Regions from separate parts of the Homo sapiens genome. Here region 1 is linked to region 2. The links are chromatin loops, found by intact Hi-C in ENCODE. Cell type or tissue: GM12878. All regions are shown on one strand. Region 1 overlaps LINC01992 (long intergenic non-protein coding RNA 1992). Region 2 has its middle 5.2 kb from the start of NOS2.

The links. Hi-C counts contacts between places; a loop is a spot of excess contacts. Peaks named below come from ENCODE experiments on the same cell type or tissue, not always from the same donor. Only the 100,000 strongest peaks of a DNase experiment are listed, where the experiment ranks them.
Region 1: a loop joins it to region 2, with 3 times the contacts of the local background. A loop is called at or near these places in 2 of 110 quality-filtered maps.

What each region holds. Positions count from the first base shown.
Region 1 is chr17:27,943,507-27,946,006 of GRCh38, reverse strand. All of the region lies in intron 2 of LINC01992 (long intergenic non-protein coding RNA 1992), which reads left to right. Among named protein-coding and RNA genes, the nearest start is that of LINC01992, 47 kb to the left of the region's middle. RefSeq lists enhancers at 621-680, 731-790. In GM12878, no CTCF peak of the experiment used is centred here; a DNase peak (open chromatin) is centred at 986.
Region 2 is chr17:27,804,450-27,806,949 of GRCh38, reverse strand. No RefSeq gene overlaps it. Among named protein-coding and RNA genes, the nearest start is that of NOS2, 5.2 kb to the right of the region's middle. RefSeq lists enhancers at 617-636, 553-792, 823-882, 1,206-1,226, 418-1,465 and 1 more and promoters at 1-2,500, 1-2,500. In GM12878, a CTCF peak has its summit at 1,314 (motif pointing left); DNase peaks (open chromatin) are centred at 959 and 1,309; H3K4me3 peaks cover 396 bases; H3K27ac peaks cover 1,476 bases.

The sequences.
Region 1 (2,500 bases), 140 kb before region 2:
TTATCATCTTTGGTTCAGGTTTTGCATATTCGGGTAAGTTTGTGCTTAGGTTATGCAAGTAAACATATGCTGAGAGGTAGCAATGTTTATTTCAGTGGAAGCATTTATTTTAATAGCTTTATAAATCACACCAGGATTGCATTTATAGCATCATTAAGGAACTGAAGGGGTCACTTAAATGCTTAAGTTAGACTTTGCTGCTGCACTTTATGGGAGACATTATATGCTGTCAAAGGCAGAAGGATAAGAAGCTAGGTCCCACCTTCCTGTTCCCCCTACACTCCATATCCCCAAATACCTAGATTTTAAAATGAAGAGTTATAGACAGTGAACAGAAAGACTTTAGTAGTGTCCTTGTATCATTGCCAGTCTCCTCTTGAGGACTAAAAACTTCAGGATTTGGAGTCTAGAGACCCACAATCTGGGCTTTATACACCATCTATATAGGGCAGGGGTCCCCAACCCCTGAGGGACCAGTACCAGTCCATGGCTTGTTAGGAACCAGGCTGCAGAGCAGGAGCTGAGTGGAGGGCAGGCGAGCATGACCACCTGAGCTCTGCCTCCTGTCAGAGCAGCGGCGTCATTAGAGTCTCGTAGGAGCGGAAACCCTACTGTGAACTGCACATGGGAGGGATCTAGTTTGCGTGCTCCTTATGAGAATCTAACTAATGTCTGATGATCTGAAGTGGAACAGTTTCAGCCCAAAACCATTTCCCCCCTGCCCCTTGTCCATGAAAAAATTGTCTTCCACAAAACTGGTCCCTGGTGTCAAACAGGTTGGGGACTGCTGGTGTAAGGGACTTTGGAAAAAATCACTTGAACTTCCTGGGCCCATTTCCTCGATTGTAAAAAACAAAATGAAACAAAACAAAACAAAACAAAGCAAAATGGGAACTATAACAACCACAAGGCTGTGGCTTTGTAAACAATGTAACAAGACCCCATCTCCACACACACAAAATTAACAATTAGCCAGGTGTGGTGATGCATGCCTGTTACGGCTTTTGTAATTCCCCAACCTCACTCCAGAGACTGCTGCTGGGTTTAGGGCTGAGATGAACAGGGGCCTCTGAAGGGAAGTGTATTTGTTTCCTGTGGCCGCCATAACAAATGACCACATACTGGAAGGCTTGACATAATGGAAACGTGTTGTCTCATAGCTCTGAAGGCCAGAAGTTTGGAATCAAGGTGTCAGCAGGGCTGGTTCTTTCTGGAGGCTCCGAGGGAGAATCTGTTCCCTGTGTATCTCCTCGCTTCTGTGGCTCTGCAATCCAATCCTGGCATGCTGTGGCTTGCAGATGTATCCCTCTGATCTCTACACCCTGTCTTCATGTGGTTTTCCCCCTGTGTCTCTTTGTCTCCAATTTCTCCTTTCTTTTATAAGGACACTAGTCATTGCATTTAGACGCACCCTAAATCCCGGATAATCTCATCTTCAGATCCTTACCTTAATCACATCTGCAAAGATTCTACTTCCAGATAAGATCACATTCACAGGTACCAGGGGTTAGGACTCAATTTCACCCACTATAGGCAAGAACATGTAAATCCTATCTAAGAGAGGAGGCTAAAATTCATGGCAAGAATGAGGATCTGGACCAGATTAATTAGGGTGGGAGGTAAGGGATGAATATGAGGGGCAGGAGGACTGGCTTTCACGTGGTACTATCCATGGTGTGTGTTGGCGGGGCGGGGTGGGGGACAGAACTAGCAGTTACAAAAAGCCGAACTGAACCACCCACCACTTGTCTCATGCCAAAATAGGAGCTGAAAATTTAGTAGTGGCCAGGCACCATGGCTCATGCCTGTAATCCCAGCACTTTGGGAGGCCAAGGTGGTGGGAGGATCCTTGAGGAACTCCCAGTAGTTCGAGACCAGCCTGGACAATGTAACAAGACCCCATCTCCACACAAAAAAATTACAAATTAGCCAGGTGTGGTGATGCATGCCTGTAGTCCCAGCTACTTGGGAGGCTGGGGCAGGAGGATGGCTTGAGCCCAGGAGTTCAAGGTTGCAGTGAACTATGATTGTGCTACTGCTCTCTACTGGTATTTGTTACTCTTCCAGAGATATTTTTAAGGGCAAGAACTCTGAAGTCAGACTGTCGCGTGCAAACCCAGGCTGTTTGGCTGTCTTAGTCCATTTTGGTGCTACAACAGAATATTTGGGATGGACTAATTTATAAAGAATGGAAATTTATTTCTCACAGTTCTAGAGGCTGGGAAGTCCAAGATCAAGGTGCCAGCATCTTGTGAGGATCCTCTTGCTGTATCATCCCATGGAGGAAGGCAAGAGGATAAGAGAGAGAAAAAAGGGGAAAACTGGACCTTTTATAAGAACCCACTCCTTTGATAATGGCATTAATCCATTCTTGAGAGCGGAGTGCTCATGGCCTAATCACCTCTTAGTGGTCTCACCTCTTAATGCCATCACAATGGCAATTAAATGGCAACATGAGTTTGGGAGGGGACAAATATTTAAACCATAGCAATGACTTTGG
Region 2 (2,500 bases):
TCCTCCCATCTTAGCCTCCCAAAATGCTAGAATTTACAGGCATGAGCTACCACACCTGGCCAAAAAATTCTTAATACACTTTTTTTTTGGCCACGTAATGGTACACTATAAAGCTGGCCTGGTGTGCCTTTCTCTATGCTGATCACTTGGGTTGTTTCTGGCTCTCGTAGAGAGCGATGCTCCAGACATCTCTGTGCACACAGTGGTCAGGCTCTGCAGAAGTTGCCAGTCGTTGCTACATTCTGCCTTTCAGGGGCACTCTGGTGGGGAAGATAACTTTTCCAAGAGCATCAAAGACCAGATATGTATGAGGTGGGGAGACTCAGAAAGCCCAGATACCACAGCTGGAAAGGCCTCAGAGACCCTTAACTGAGGAAAGGGAGGCCCGGAGGGCTTATGTGGCCTAACCAAAGATGCAGCGCTTCTTAGGGAAGGATACAAGAGGGTGGGCTTAGCTGAAGCTCTTGGCATTTAGAACTTCTTGGATCAGCATCCAGCACCCTCAGAGGCTGTACCTGGGGAGGAGGTACCTCTCTTCCTCCATTTGACCCAATTCTAAACCCCCTGTAGCAGTGACGTCTGTCTTCGTCTCATTCCAGTGCACTTTGTGAATTCTAGAGGGCTTTCCCAGAACCAAGGAAGGCTGCTCTGCCCACAGCAGGCCTTGGGAATTTAACCTCCCTGGGAGCAGCCTCAATGAGTGATGCTCTGGAACTGCTGGGTCAGTAGCCCAGCCCCTGGCCCCTTGGATGGGATCATTTGAAGCCCTGTTTTCTGCACCATTTTTCAAGTTCCCTGGTGGGGCTGAGTCTGGTTGCAAATCGTGAAAGCTGCCCTATAGTACTTTTACCAGCTGCCTCCCTTTCTCTGTCTCACTTCCTCATTCCCCTCCTGATGTCCCCTGCACTTCCCAGATACACTACTTGCCCCTGAATCTTGCCCCTTGAACCATCACACCCTGGGACTACCCCAGGTGCCACTCTGTTTGTTGTTTCTCCGCCTAGAAGGACGGGCACCCAGGAAGCAAAACGGGAGGGCAGGGAAGGGAGGGTGTTCTGGGGAGGCTTGACAAGAAACGAGGCTTTTAAAAGAAACAGCAGCAAAGTGCCAGGCCTGCACCAGCCAGCTTGAGTCACACTCCAGGGACTCAGCAAAGCTTGTCCACCTTCCTGGTCCACCCTGGGCCTGTCCATCCTGGAGTGACCACCGGGCGTTTCCAGTAAAAATCCCTTCACTTCACTTCCGTCATCTCCGAGTCAGGCAAGGTGGTGGAAACCGGGGAAGACCTCAGCTTCGGAGCTGCTGGAATTTGTGTGACTCACGCCCTCCAGTGGTCACTTGACAAATGACATAGGGCTCACGGTCTGGGGACTTGAGCTTGTTAGGGCCTCAGAACCGGGAGGGTCCCAGGAATGCCTCTTCTCAATGCCTTCCTTTGACAGCTGAGTGGAGTGAAGGCCCCACAGGACACGTGACTCGCCACGGGACATGCACACACACAAATAGAGAGTAAGAGCCACGCCCCTGTGTTTCCTTCACGTCCCACCTTTATCATTTGTGTCACATCTGCATGCACCTATACTGTTATTTGCTTAAACATTTTACCTTAAACTGGCTCTCTTTAAACCTTAAATATATTTCTAAAATAAAATTTTTATCACTTTCTGTGAGGCGGGGCACACAGTAGGAACTCCGTCTCCTCCTTCCATGGCCTTGCACAGAGCTGGCACCAGACACTGACATGGAGGGGAGAACATTCAACCCCAGGTAATCCTCAGCTCCTACCTTGATCTCAGTTTCCCACTCTCTCATTGTCACCTCTCCTTGCCCCTGGGTGTACTCACCTGTAGCAAAATGGGTAAGCACACAGTGGGCGCACAAGTGGGGTCCAGTCAAGGTCTCAGACCTGGGTCAGTCCTCAGCTTTGCCACTTACAAACTGAGTGACATTGAGCTGGTCGCTCAAACTTTCTGTGTCTCGGTTTCCTTATTGGTGAATTGGGGATAGTATTATAATAGTACCTGCCACACAACGTTGTTGGAGGATTAACTGAGATAATAAATGGAAAGCCCAGGGCCTGGCTGTATTTATGGAGCAAGCACCAGAGCAAGTGCAAGCTGGGACTCCAGGGTTGTAGCCCTGCCACCACCTGACTGTGTGGTCTTGGACAAGTCATTTGGCTTTGCTTAGCCTCAATTTCCCCATCTATAAAATGGGGCTAGTGATCATTCCCACCCCATAGGACTGTTGTGTGGATTAAATGCTTGGTATGTTTAAGTGCCTTGCTCAGTAAACGTTAGCTCTGATCAATTGTTTTTGTAGAAAAGCCTTCAAAGTTGCTAACTTCCGAGGGCTAACTGGATCTGAACCATCTTCACAGCCTGGCATAGAAACAGATCAAATCAATCCAGTGGAAAATCAATTCCAGGATAATGAGCCCAAGACATTCCCGTGCTGATTGCTGTCAGCATGGTGCCTAGGACAGCCTGGGAAGGCAGGG